Regions from separate parts of the Mus musculus genome. Here region 2 is linked to region 1. Evidence: chromatin contacts called from ENCODE Hi-C or POLR2A ChIA-PET data. All regions are on one chromosome and are shown on one strand. The core of a region is the stretch at or near the end of the contact, and the rest is flanking DNA. Distances in the headings are between cores, read along the strand shown. Region 1 overlaps E2f3 (E2F transcription factor 3). Region 2 holds the start of E2f3 (E2F transcription factor 3).

What was found. Hi-C counts contacts between places; a loop is a spot of excess contacts on that map. ChIA-PET counts read pairs that join two places held with the same protein, here RNA polymerase II (POLR2A).
Region 2: a map of gastrocnemius shows a loop between it and region 1 (2.0-fold over the local background). The contact joins the promoter of E2f3 here to the enhancer-like site in region 1. A Hi-C loop is called at or near these places in 6 of 37 maps with a recorded cell type or tissue (gastrocnemius and heart). POLR2A ChIA-PET finds 5 or more read pairs at or near these places in 4 of 5 experiments (Patski and embryonic stem cell).

The regions. Positions count from the first base shown.
Region 1 is chr13:29,941,127-29,948,532 of GRCm38, reverse strand. The region is part of intron 1 of E2f3 (E2F transcription factor 3); the gene reads left to right. Among named protein-coding and RNA genes, the nearest start is that of E2f3, 41 kb to the left of the region's middle. Within about 2 kb of position 4,569, at least 1 of the 3 ENCODE cell types and tissues checked has a DNase peak (open chromatin) inside an H3K27ac peak, as active enhancers do; it is gastrocnemius, where a contact is called at or near this core.
Region 2 is chr13:29,983,750-29,990,773 of GRCm38, reverse strand. E2f3 (E2F transcription factor 3) reads left to right here and starts at 4,711. Exons shown (of 7, transcript NM_010093.3): 1 at 4,711-5,474. The coding sequence starts at 5,106.

The DNA of each region.
Region 1 (7,406 bases), core at 3,320-5,819:
CACCAAGCATTCTCATCCACTGAGCCAGCTCTCTGGCCCCATCTTCTCCGTTCCTGAGACATGCGTTCTTTCTCATTCGTCCATTTGAATTCCATCCTTGCTCCCCTCAGCATTTGCTGATAAAACATGGTACATCTTGTAATCCTGGCTGCATGTAACCAGGAAGTTTGTCTTCACTCTTGGAGGCAGCACAGTATGATCACTACTAATAGTGATTAAAAAGGCTTGGGTATAATGATCACGACAGAGCCAATATTCTGGGGTTCATGTCTCCAGCCTGCATCTTTTATCGTCCAGAGTCGTCCTCACTGTGACACCACGGAAGTACCCTATCTTGAAGTTTCCTGAATAGCAGAAAAGTTTTGCTGTGTTACCTCCTCCTTGGCGGCGAGGAGGAGGTGGGTCTGGCTTAAAGCAGGAGGCTCTTATGTATCATCAACCATGCTTATTTTCGTGGAGTTATTTCAACGAAGGCTTTTGTATGGATTTACCCTTGAAGCCATTGAGATATGTATTTGATATGCATGGGAGGTTCGTGAAACTCCACAGATGATGCTCAAGGTTGAAATCATCGCTGAACATGATGTAGGAGACCTGTTTGTGGACTAGGAATTAGCATGAGCTTTGTAACTACTCGTTATAGTATTCTGGATTATGTATACAGGATGGACAGCTCAACACTGAAAGGGAGCCTAAGACGCTCAAAGCAAAAATCAAATCCGTGTATACCAACAGCAGGTTTGTGAAATGTTACCATTTTGTAATGGGATACAACCACCTTAGACCCATATGTGGTCCTTCTGTGAATTGTCTTTCTGGTTAATATCAGGATGTGATAAGTTAGATTAATGTATCGGCTTGTGTCTTGTCAGGAAATATAGGTAGGTCTTCAGAGCCTAAAGATCTAGGAATTTCCACACTGTCCTGTTTAATGTCACAGTGGAGGAAGAGTCCCCAGCCAGGGCCTGGTGCTCCACAGCAGGTGATAGGTGTGGGGGAAGGGTAACCTTTCCCTGTGAAGTTTCTTGCCTGGAGGACAAAAAGGTTAAGCAATGCAGTGTTATTAAAGGGGCGTGTGCATGCACATGGTCGTGGATCCAGGCACAACCACAAGAGAGAAAAACAGGTAATTCTTGCTATTTTTTGCCTTCTATCAGACAAGTTCTCCTTGCCCTGTGGTACAGGAATGGCGTTGTGACCCCCAAATGACTGAGTTTCCTATCTAGGACCCTGGACTCTAAACTTGAGCGAGTCTTGGCAGTTCACTGCCGTAGAACACTGACTCTCCAGCAACTTTCTGGGGTTTCCTTCCCCAGTAAAGGCAGTGACCTGTGCTGATGAGGCCTCCAAAAATCCTTATTGAATCCATGGTGAATTAGAAAATACACTTCCACTATGCCATCTTGTGCAGGCGTTGTTATACAATTAGAAATTCAGTATCTAAGAAGATAGACTGATGTAATATTGTCGGGGGTGGGGTGGGTGGGAAGGTAGGTTACAAGCTTGTTCTTCCATTGTAAACTGTCACCAATAGTCACTTCTATTCTTTTTTTCTAAGATTTATTATTTGTGTGTATGTCTCTCTCTCTCTCTCTCTCTCTCTCTCTCTCTCTCTGTATGGTGTGTGGTGTGTGTGTGTGTGTGTGTGTGTGTGTGTGTGTGTGTGTGTGTGCGCGCACTTGGAGGTTAGAATAGAGCATCCAACCTGGAGCTGTAGTTACAGCTGTATGTATGCACGGTACCCATAGAGGCAAGAAGAGAGCATCAACTCCCCTGAAACTGGAGTTACAGGAAGTCGTGAGCAACCATGTGGGTGCCTGGAATCGAACCTGGGTCTTTGGAAGAGCAACCGGCGCACTTAACAACTTGAGTGAGCCATCTCTTTATTCCTGTATTTTATTCTTGATAGTAGATGGGGGTTTTCAGGTGACCAGAGTAAGCTGTAAAAATTCAATGGCCTGGAATCTAAATTTTAGTTATCACAACTGTCTTTGCTGCTGAGCCAGCTTGGACCAGAGTGAACTAGAGCCACAGCGAGGACCAGTCTCGCTCCATCCTTTGGGCATTCCTGTTTCCGCGAGGCCTCATTCTTTCTGCAGGTGGATTACAGATGATGATGTGCAAAGCTGAGCAATGGATAGTGGAAGCTAGTACATAATGGGCTCCTTGTGGCTTTGAGTATCTTGAGTGCCCCCAGCACACAGCCTAGAAGCCACTCCTGACAGGCACAGATCCATCCGCTCTTGGAGGCGTGCGAGCTTGTGCGAGCAGCCATGCTGCCTTGGGTGCTAATGTACACCCTCCTGCTGGTTTCTCAGGGCCGAGCATCATTTGGAGGCTTGCAGACTTCCCCCTGTTGCAGGGCTGACAGCTTGGGAGATGCTCTTCTGGTGCTTTGCCATATCTCCAGCAAAGTTAAACGCTTGTCTTTATTTTATACACCCGTGCAGCAGCAGGCCGACCAGAGATGCTTTTTATTTTATATTTTATAGGGGAGCTTTTTAAAGGGTATGAAGCAGGGCATAATGGTCCAAACCTGAAATTTCAGTAAGTGGGGAACTAAACAAACAAATAAAAAGGTTACAAAGAAGAAAGGAATACATTTATGTAAAGGGTTAGGGAGGAAGCTCTTGGTGGAGCACTTGGTTTCACAAGCACAGGACCCTGGGTTTGATTCCCAGCATGGCAACAGCAGGAATGTAGAAACTAGAGATAGCCCCAGCCTCTCTCCAGACAGTCATGGAGGAACTTAGGGTGCTGGGACTTTTATACTGTATCCGAAAGTATCACCTTCACTGTGAATTAGCTAAATGGCAAATTTGAGAGGGTGGGGAGGACCGGGTCAGATTTTCCCGCCTGGTCCAGGGAATTTCGAGTTTGAAGTCTTTAATTAGGGGTTCTTGTTGATTGTGCGTTAAAACAAAGCTGGAGGTGTCTGGAAGTAAGAAACCTATGCAGACATCAGAACTCACCTAACAGCTTCAGCTGGAAAGAGATGTAAGTTCATTGTGTTAATTGGAAGGGAGAATGTATAGAAAGTGAATGATCCCTTAAAGCTAAAAGCCTGGCTGCTTTCATCTCAGAGTTCTGCTTTAGTGCTGTGTCTCTGGAAAGTCCGTGTCTGCAGGGTGGACTTTGCCACGGGAGTCCTGCCATCTCTGAGGTCAGCAATACCTTTGGTTCAGTTGGTGACTTCGTTCCCATTTACCAAGTTTTTTCGTTTAACTTTGGGCTGTGCTGAAAATATACCTGTAAGATAAGATGTTCCTGTGTGTACTGAAATTTTCTCTGTGTACCTGTGAATGTGTGCACGTGTGTGTGGGGGCTGGAAGTCAGCCTCTGGTGTCCTTCCTTGGGAGACTTCAACCCTGTGTTTATTAGACAGGGTTTCTGCATTGCCCTGGAGGTCACCCGTTGTAGTGACCTGGAGGTCACTAGGTTGGCTGGCTATCGAGCCCCAGAGATTCATGTGTCCACCTCCCCAGGCCGGGATTGCAAGGGAATATCTGCATGCTCTGATGTGCGCTCTCTCTCTCTCTCTCTCTCTCTCTCTCTCTCTCTCTGTGTGTGTGTGTGTGTGTGTGTGTGTGTGTGTGTGTGTGTGTGTTGTTGTTGTTGTTGATGATTGATTTTCGGATTTGTTTAGTTTTGAGATGCAGTCTCTCACCGTGTGGCCCTGGCTCTTCTGGAAGTCACAGAAAACCTCTGCCCCCCGCGGTAAACACCCTGCACTTCTGGCATATTCAGTGTGGGTCCTGGAATCAGACTCTGCACCTAATACTTGCACAGTAAGCATTTTGTCAACTGAGCAGAATCCCCAGCTGTTGTCATTTTGACATAGTCGAATGCTCTGCAGTAATTGTTAGAAGGAAGCCTCCGTGGGAAGCTACACTTGGACTCTTGCTGGCCAGTCTGTTCCGGTTGCAGCTGTCCTAATGGCTTTTACAGGCTGACAATGTTACTACATGTTCATAGGTTCTTCCACGGTTTAGGAGACGCAAGGATTTTTGGATTTTTTTTTTTTTTTTTTTTTTTTGACAGGGTTTTGCCGTGTATCGCTGGCTGATCTAGAACTCCATTTGCAGATCAGGCTGGCTTCGTACTCGGATCTGTCTGCCTCTGTCTCTGGACTTCTGGGTATAAAGATGTGTGCCATCATGCCCAGTTCAAAGATTTTTTAAATCTGTTTTTTAATTTTACTTTGTGTACAATATGAGAGATTGAGAGAAAGAGAGAAAGAGAGAGAGAGAGAGAGAGAGAGAGAGAGAGAGAGAGAGAATGCAAGGTCACTGTATATTATGGAAATCAAAGCAGAATTTGGAGAAGTCAGTTCCCTGTGCCACAGCGGTCCAGAGGATTTACCTCAGATGTCTCTACCCACTGAACCATCTACCGCCTCAGCAGCCCTCTGATTTGCTTGTTACCCTGTCGTCTTAGAACAGATGGCAAGGTAGCAGTTGCTTGCGCATTGAACAACACTGAGTTTTCCAGGCCCATGAATAATGAGTCTACCAAATAAATCGTCAGTCTGCATCCTTGCCCAGACCAACTACCACTCTACCACTCAAACTACATGCCGGTGACTGTACTTTTGAGACTAAGTTGCCAGTGCTGGCATTGGACCCACTCTAGCCCAAGGGGTCCTTGGATTTGCACTCCTCTGGCCTCACTCTCTCTGGTAGCTGGGATTACAGACTTGCTCTGTGGGCCCAGCTTGATTTCCTTTCCAAGAACTGATGTATTTTGCACTAATGGTAGCTTAGGAGAGCTTCACCAGCAGAGAAGGTTATTGTACATTCTGGATGCCTGCCATTCTCATGCAGAAAAATGTACAATAGCCATATGGTTTGAGTTTGTATAGCTAAAAATTGAAAGAGGTTGAGCACCCCGTCATTTGTGTCTCTCTTCTCTCTGTCTCTCTCTCCCTCTCCCTCTCCCTCCCTCCCTCCCTCCCTCCCTCTTTCTCTCTCCCTCCCTCTCTCTCTCTCTCCCTCTCTCTCTGTCTGTCTCTCTCCCTCCCCCTCTCTCTCCCCCTCTCTCCCTCCCTCTCTCTCTCTCCCTCCCTCTCTCCCTCCCCCTCTCCCTCCCTCTCTCTCCCTCCCTCCTTCCCTCCCTCTCGCTCTCCCTGTCTCTCATATTGCATTCTCTGATGTGATTTGCTTTTCTTCCAATTCGTTTTTTGTCTCTTTGATCTGTGAGGTCTTTATAAAGATGAGGGAGCTTGCCTTTAATTCTAATATGTCCTCCAGAATTTCTCCCCACTTGATCATTTCCTATATGCCTGCTAACAGATGTTGAGTGTGTTTGTGTGATACCCACGTCCACACGTCCACATGCTCTCTGAGACCTTGGATCCACCTGTCTGCCTCCCCGATGCTGGCTTACAGATGTTCACTGCCCTGTCCAGCGTTTACCTTGGGTATCAGACCTCAGAGCTCCATGCCTGAACAGCAAGTGCTTGGCCAGCCTGAACCCTAGAAGTTACTTTTTTTTTTGTTTTGTGTTTTTGTTTTTGTTTTGCTTTCAAGACAGCATTTCTCCGTAGCCCAGGCCTTCCTGGAGACCCACCCGCCTCTGCCCAGTGCTAGGATTACAGATGTGTGCTACCATGGCCTGGCCAGAGGTGACTTTTTATAGAGCACATTTCTTCTTAACTTTCCAGCTCCTGAATTATGGATCACGGAGAGCCTCTTTTACTGTCCCCTCACACATAAAAGAGTTGATTCTTGTTTCATACAGGACCTCTGTGGTATCACCCTTTCTGTTTAAATATATGATCCATTTGCTGTGTGTCCCATACTCTGAAGAAGATGCCCCGGCCCATGGCCTATGCCTCTATTATAAAATTTTTTAAATGGAAAGTATACACTGTGCCCATGTGAAACCATAAACTATGGGTTACTGTTGGGGAGCTGGGGGTGGGTTTAGGTCCTTTTGTAGCTTAAGGCCGTGCCAGGCTCTCTCCTTCAAGAGTAACAATGTTAAGCCTTGAACATGAATGAGTAAACCCAGAGTCCGCCTGTGCGCTCAGACCTAAGGGGATGATGAAATTTTGCCTTTTGGAACAAGTCCCAAGATATACCCGAAGACAGCGTCCCATTTTCCTTGAAGTGTTTCAGTTTCATTCTTTATTACCGGGCCTGAGGCTGAATAGAAACTTCTCTTGTTAATGTGAGGATGCTCAAAGTCATATCTGCATTATTTGGAAGTTGCCAGGAATGGCTGCTCCTATCTTTGACCAATTATCAAAGTTTTTGTGGCAAATGCCAAGGTCCAGGGATAGTACTAGCTCAGTTGGTAGAGCGCTTGCCTATCATGTGTGAAGCTCTGGCACTCCCTGTACTTCGTACATCAGATGAGGTAGTGAACACTGGTAATCTCAGTCCTTGAGGGAGGAGCCCGAGTTCTCAGTCATCCTCACTACGTAGCAGGTTCAAGGTCAGCTAGGGCTACGTGAGGCTACTGTCTCAAAAAACCAAAACCGCCACCACCAACAACAAAAAAGCCCTGCTCCCAGCGAGGCTCAGTCAGTCAGAGATGTGTGATGTGAAAATCGGAGAATGGAGATTATTCGGCGTGGCCGCACTGGAAAGGGGAACAGATAAGGGTTACATCCACGTATTGCTCCCCTCCCCAGACCCCTTGGAGTCCGTCCTTGAGGTCCTGACTTTAGGACTTGGCTTATCAGGGGGGGCAAAAGATGTCCTGGGCCATCCAGCCTTGGTCAGAGCGGTCCCTGCCCACCAGCTCAGCTTCACTCTTGCGGACAGACGGTCTGATATCTGATTGTTGATCTGTTCCTTGCTGTCATTCCTGTGGTGGATTCATACCAACTGACTGATTCAGGTGCAGCGTTGTCTTCTTTTGGGGATGAGCTTTTCTGGAATTGAAGGTGACTGAAGAGAAAAGGTTAAGACCTGTGACAAATCTCTGTGCTCTCAGCAAACGTAAAGACGGGGGCAGAATGGAAGCAGAGAAGCCAGGCTTTCCTGCCGTCTAGAGATTGGACATCTTGTTACTGTGTAGACCCAAGTGTGGAGTCAGCCACCCATGATCCTGCATGCAGGGCCCCAAGAGCCTGACTCTTAGAGCCTTCCCGGGGAATCTGAGCATGCTCCCGTGTGAGTCCTGTGACGTGCTTAGAAGTCGTATTCAATTTTGTAATAGCAGATCACGGTCTTGGCGGTGCTGCCATCTGAGTGGGTGAGATTGGCCCTTCTTGGCATGTAGCAGTGTAAGGACTTAGGACATGGTGATATCTGTTATTTGACTCTGGTGTGCTTAGGAGTGGGAAATTTCTTAAGGAATTTTCCGGAGCTCACAGAGTCACTTTGGACTTCGTTGCATCCAAAATCCTGCCGCCGACTGGGCCAGTGCTTCCCAATGTCATATAATTAAAAACCAGA
Region 2 (7,024 bases), core at 3,462-5,961, 42 kb before region 1:
AATTGGGCTTTTTCAGATGCTAAAATGTAATATTGTATACTCTAAATCTGATGTGTAAGGCACAGTCTAAATTTTGCTGTGGTAATGAGCACTTTCCTTAGTCACCTAAAACTTACAATTTTTTCCATCTGTGTATTCTATATTGAGGTTTCATACAACTATTGAATTAATAATGTTTAGGGGGATGGCTTACAGGCACTGACATAACTTTATCTCTAAATTAAAAATGGACATTTCTAGACATGTTTTACATGATACAGATATATGCATTCATATATATATATATATATATATATATATATATACACACACACACACACACATGTATGTGTGTAAATGTAAGGGTGTACAGGAAGGGGGGCCCAGAGCTTCCATTAACTGGCAGGTGAGAGAAGGTCGAAGGAAATTAAAAGCATTTAGATATAGGAGCAAGAATAAGTCATTGGATGGGCTGAAGAGATGGCTCAATGGTTACAAATGTTTGCCGCTCTTGCAGAGACCTGGAGTAAGAGTCCCAGAACCCATGTCACATGGCTTACAACTGCCTGTAACTCCAGCTCCAAAGGATCCAATATCCTCTTCTGACTTTCCAGGTCCCTGAACTGGCATCCCTGTTTCTTCTAACTCTCCTTCATTAAGCAGAGCATACTTGCAAATCCCTCACCAAAGTCTATAGCGCAGACCACAGTTAGGATCTCTGGTGTTCAATAAGGAATGATGTGCTGGCAGGAGATCTATAAGGTGAGTAGGAACTTAGAGGTTTGGAAGTCTAGGTAGATAGGATGACAGGCTGTATTTGTTTCCCAAGCTATCATATAAATCACCACAAAGTGGGCAGCTCAATAGAAGTGTATTCTGCTCCCTCTAGGTTTAAGAGATTTCCCCTTGCCTCTTCAGCTTCTTAAGTGGCTGTCAGTTGCCTTGACTGTGACTCCTTGCTGCAACTTGTCTTCATTGTCACAGAGCTTTGATCTCATGTCTAGATGTGTCTTCCAAGGACACTTGCTGCTGGACTTAGGGACACCCAGGATAATCCAGAATGACCACATATTGTGATCTCTTTCTCCTGTGTTGGTTCTAGGGATGAAACTTAGATCATGGGACTTAGTAGCAAGCCCTGGAGCCACTGGAACATTTCTTTGGCTGTAATCTTTTCAAGACAAAAGAAAAGATGAAAGCTATATAGCTAGAAGGTGACGCCCATCACATTAGTAACATCTGGACAGACTGTCTTTACCTAGAGAGTGTCACAATCATAGGTCTCAATGAGTATAAGATAGGCCTATCTTTGAAGGGTCCAGCTCCATCAATCACATAGGCCAATTCTAAGACAACTAGCTAGTCGTCAGAGTAACGAGAGGGAATGGTTGGCGGCAAAGCAGTCTGGCTTTCACATTATGAAAAAAAAGCATGTTCAAGAGGAGGCAGGCCACTGATCAATGAGCAGGCTGGGGTGGAATGAACAGCAGAGGTAACTTTCTGAGGCACGATCTTATACTCCCTATACTCCAGGACATGACGGTACTTTCAGTTGGAGAAAATCATCAAGCTGCACCAGCAAGAGGACACTGAACACTCTCGGAAGGTTAGAGGCTTGGAGTCGGACTGGTCTTCAAGGAATTACGAAGCGTGCTCATATGAATTAGTAGCCTCCTAAGTAGCTCCCACTGACTGCACAGCCGCTGTGCTCCCAGCACACTGCACATGCGCTACGGCCTCTTCTCAGCACTACCTGGCAGCATGAGTTCCGGAATATGGGGTTCCATTTACCATATGAGAAAAACAGGCGAGCCAGTGTGAAAGGTAGGACGGGTGAGATGGTACACCCTGAAACCGTGCTTGGCAAAAAAGACTGGTGAGCTGAATTCAACCCAATCAAGTTGGAAGGAGAGAGCCAAGTCCACACACGTGTCCTCTGAACTCCACATCCTTGTGGCATGCGCACATCCTGCCAACACCCACATACATCACTCACCTCCCCCAACGCAATAATAAAAAAATAAACGTGCTGTCCATAGGGTGGAGACCAGAGGACAACTTTGGGGAGTCAACCTTTTTCTCCCCCACATGGGTTCTGGGGATCAAACTCTAGGGTGTAGCTCTTGGCAACAAGTGTACTTTGACCAGATGAACCATCTCTCTGATCTTTATTTTCTTTTTAAACAAGGAGAGAGAGAGAGAGAGAGAGAGAGAGAGAGAGAGAGAGAGAGAGAGAAGAGAAGAGAAGAGAAGAGGAGAGGAGAGGAGGAGAAGGAGGAGGAGGAGGAGGAGGAGGAGGAGGAGGAGGAGGAGGAGGAGGAGGAGGAGGCAGAGCTAGAGCCAGAATGCAAACCCAGATTATACTGACTCCTAAGTGCAAACCTACTAAAATGAGCTAACTCTCCACTCAGGACTCATGGATTCCAGGGTCTGAATGCAGGACCTGATGACTTACCACCCAGACTGTTTCCTCTGCTCCCAGGTTTATGTCCTGCTTACCTTACTGAGGGTCGCCTAATGGTTTGCAAAGACTGGAATCTGGTATTGTCTCTACTGTCAGATGCAGCTCTCCAATGCCATCTTGCAACAACCCCTCCCCCATAACCTCCCTACAGTAACACCATGCAGCTGGCAATACCCTAGCTTACAGTATTAGCTTTCTCCATAGCGATCCATAATGCAAAGCGACAGTTACGAAATAAGATTAAAGAGGTTGCTCTCCTCCCTCTCACTCAACCAGGCATGTACGCCTTCACCTTATCGACTCTACAAACACAGTCAGTTTTGTTGTTGGCCACAAATCTTCAAACATACAAATTCTATGGCTCTTCAACAGGCTTGAATGCAAAACCAAAATATTTCCAAGCCTGGTATAAAGCTTAGCAGTACTTTTAATTCCAGAGAAGGTAATAAGGCTGAAATGCAATATTAGATGGTCCTAAGATGAACTGACCCCAAATTGTTAGGCTTCCTATAGGGTTTGAATGTGAGCTTGGGTAAAATAATTAATAATAATAATAATAATAATAATAATAATAATAACAATAGCAAGCAATACCTAGGTGAAAGGACTAGGTGTAATGCAAGCCTTGTCATCCACTGAGCACCCTACCAAATACTCTACATTTAAAAAATTATAATGTGCCTGAGGTAGAGAAGGATGTATCCCAACAGCTGTTTTCCACAGTTCTCAGCTACTCAATGAAAATCTGGTCTCGACATCTACATCTTCCCTCACCTTCCTCCTCAGTCGTAAATACTTCTCATTGTGCGTATACAAGTGTGTGTGTACGTGAGAGTGCACACGCTTGTGCATATGCACGTGCCTGTGGAGGCCAGAGAGGTCAACCTCAGATGTCTCCCTCAGTAGCTCTCTACCTGAGTTTTCAGAATAGGATAGCTCAGTGAGTCTCGAATTTCCCAACTGGCTTCACTGGCTGACCATCAAGCCCCAATGAGTTTTCAGGTCTCATTCTCCCAGTTCTGGGATTAGTGATACACGCGGTCATGCCTAGCTTTTTAAATGTGAGTATTGGGGATCAAATATAGGTCCCCTCACTTATGTAAGTAACTGATCCATTTCTCCAGCCCCACAATGCTCATTTTAAAGATCCGTGAGTATTTACTTTAATATAGAAACCAGTTCGACGATTTCATTTTCCTTGACATTTTCTGATTTCCATATATACATATATATGCATACATTTTTCTCCTCTTTTAAAACATATCGGGTTAGGTTTGCGTTGTAGTGTTTGCTGTTTGCTTAAGAATTTCCTGGCGTATGAGGCTGTAAAGAGCTGAGTGCAGGCAGCTTTCACTGGAAGTCCCACGTCACCATAAAAGCCTGTACTACTTTGGATTACTGCATGGCGGATTAAAAACCCGCGGATCAGTTCTAGGTTAGCCCTGATTAACTCCCCTGGGTGTTTCTGGGCCAGAGAGGGTGCTTGTTAGACTCAAACCTATACTTGTAGTCAGAGTTCACTGAACAAAGAGTTAATTTTTACTTAAATCGAAATCGGGCTAATCATGAAGCTGCCAGGAATGATCTGGAATATGAACTAAAGTGTGCCTGCAGTCGCGTCAGCTGAACCTTCTACCCCCACGGTTCTGTCTGCCCACATGCTTCTGTCTATCAGCCTTGGCCTCCGGATCCGCTCTCACGTCATTGGTTGGATTTCAGGAAGGAAGAAACCCAGGATTTAAAGGGCTCAGTTTTCCACCTGCCAGGCCGGGTCCAACTTGCCTTTGACACATATTTAGGGGAATTTCTACCAGTTCTTCATTTACTACACTGCTTGGTTACAGGAAACAAAGTCCCTGAGGGTGTCACCTTGACAATTTCCAAAACCGAAACTTGCGCTCAAGACTAGATCCACACTGAGTCTGCGAGGCAGAGTCCCTGCCCAGGTCATCAGAGCCAGCCCCGCGGGTAGGAGCGAGGGAGGGGCCTGGAATGGGCGTGGCTTTCCGTGGGAGAGTAGGACTTTGCCCCACCTCCTAAGAAGCCTGCTCTGCTTCCAGCCAGTCAGGTTGCTCTATGCAAATAGAGCCCGGGTCACCCCGGTAACCATGGTGTATGGCAGCCAATGGAAAACAGCCAGTGGCGACCTCGCTCCAGGATTGGTACCGAAGTAAGGCGACAGGGATCCAATGGACTGTGGGAACAGTCCTCGGCGGGTTGAGGGGCGGAGATATGCAAATATGGTTTGAAAAGCCGGCGGGAAATCTGAGTTTCGCGGGAGGACCTTGGCGCGTAAACCGTATCCCTTCATTCATTGTCAGCAGCAGCTTCCTGGAGCCATTTTTCAGCTGCCGGCCGCAGCACCCGGGCTGCCGCCACCGCCTCGCAATCCGTTGCATCGGCTGCCCCCGACGCCTCCATCCCTCCTCGGGGCCTGATATCCGTGCGGCCGGGACCCTCCTCTCTCCAGACCCCCGATTATTTTTGGCCCCCGGGGCCTGTGCGGTGCGGAAAAATAAAAAGAAAAGAGAGAGAGAGGGTTCGGAAGCGCCGGGAGGGGAGGCGAGAAGGAGAGACTTGGAAACTCCGGCTGCAAATAATAAAAGAAATTGAAAGCAATACGTTAATATATCGTAACACTAAAAAAGAGCAGGAGCGAGAGATGAGAAAGGGGATCCAGCCCGCCCTGGAGCAGTACCTGGTGACCGCCGGGGGTGGGGAGGGGGCGGCTGTCGTCGCCGCCGCCGCTGCAGCCTCCATGGACAAAAGGGCACTGCTAGCCAGCCCCGGCTTCGCCGCCGCCGCCGCCCCGGGCACGTACATCCAGATCCTCACTACGAACCCTTCCACCACGTCCTGTGCCACCTCCCTCCAAAGTGGCGCCCTGACCGCCGGCCCCCTTCTCCCCAGTGTCCCCGGCACGGAGCCGGCCGCCAGCAGCCTCTACACCACGCCACAAGGACCCTCCAGCAGAGTCGGGCTGCTGCAGCAGCCACCAGCACCAGGACGCGGCGGCGGCGGTGGCCCACCGGTAATACCCTCCTCAGCGTCCCTAGCCCAGGTGGGAGGCGGGCTCCCGGGAGCGGTGGCGGCGGGAGCGCGAGGCTGAGCATCGTGGGCCTCGTTGCTGTCCCTTCCAGCGTGTGCTTATTGTTAGACTCGGGGTGCTTTCCTGCGGACGTTGGGAGGACGTGGGGGCCTGGGCAGGCACGCGGGGCAGTGGGGAGTCCCTCTTTGAGAACCACATCCAACACTCCAAAACTTTTCGCGCCCCCCCCCCCTCCACTTCTTTTCCTGCACTTTTCCCTACCCCCACTCTCCCCTCCCTTGCAACTCGAAGCTTCCTCTTTCTCGGGCGTAGGAAGGGGTCACGCCCCGGATGGAGAAGGGGGTGGGGGAGGGAGTAGTGCACTGGAGAGTGGGGGACCCCAGAGGATGTAAACTGGGGGACCCGAGGCGTGCAAGCCTCCTCTCCTGTCTCTGCTGCCCCTGGGCGACTGGGGGTCCCGCAGGCGTGCTCCGAGCGCAGGGGCGCCAGTGCCTGGCACCTTTGGGGACCTAGCTCCAGGCAACAAAGGGGATCTGGGAGGTGGACGGGTATCGCGGTGGGGGAGGTGGAGCTGAGAGCCCCGGTGGGCCAGGGCTCGCGCTGTCTGCGACAAGGGGCCGGCGGGCGGGTGCTCCGGCCTGGGCGCATCTCCGCGGTGGCAGCGGCGGCGCCCGCGTGGCCGGAGCGCTGGGGCCTTGCTCTCCGGGCCCCGGGCCTGCCCTTGACCCGCCTCTCCCCTTGCCCCTTCCTTCCCCGCCCTGTCCCCCTCCCCGCCCCCCCGGCGACGGAGGGCGGGGGCAGCCGGGTTCCCGTCCCGCCGCCAGGATCTGTCCCTTCTCTCCGGGACCCGCCGGTGACGTTTCGCACACGTGCGCGGAGGACGCGCCTGTGACTGGGGAGGAGGCGGCGGCGGGAGGGGGCGCTGGAGGGGGAGAGGGGGCACCCACTTCCTCCTGCTCGCCGGCTCCCAGGCCTGGGACGGTCCCGGCGCCCTCGCACCCGGCACCGCCACCCTCCCTCTCCCGTCCCCACCCCCCCACGGCGCCCGCCCTCGCCCGGCGCCGCCGCTCCACTCGGCCTCGGGCCCCCTCTCCAGCCGGCCCCCCACCTCCCCCGGAGCCAGGCTGCTTTCGGAAATGCCCTTACAGCAGCAGGTTAGTGACCTGGACCGCGCGGGGGCCCGAGCCACCGCCGCGGGGACCCGGGATCCCCGGGGGGCCCGAGCCGGAGGGTAGGCGACGGAGCGGGGTTTTGGAGTGGGAACGGGGGGTTGGGTGCTTGAGGGAAATGAGTAAGCAAGAAAAATCTAACTAAGTAAATCCCCGGCCTCCGCTTCTAGGAGCCCCGGGGCGGGAGTGGCCGCCCCCGGGGTGGGTATAGTGTTTACGTGTGTTTCTTTTGGGGGGTGGATGGATGGGCAATTGAAACCCTGATGAGGGCTTCACGCCCGTGGCCGAGTTGAGCTGCTTTCTGTCTTGCTTCCCTTGTGCTGGAGGGGGAGGGGGCGGGTCAGAGGGTAGGGTGTCTGTGGG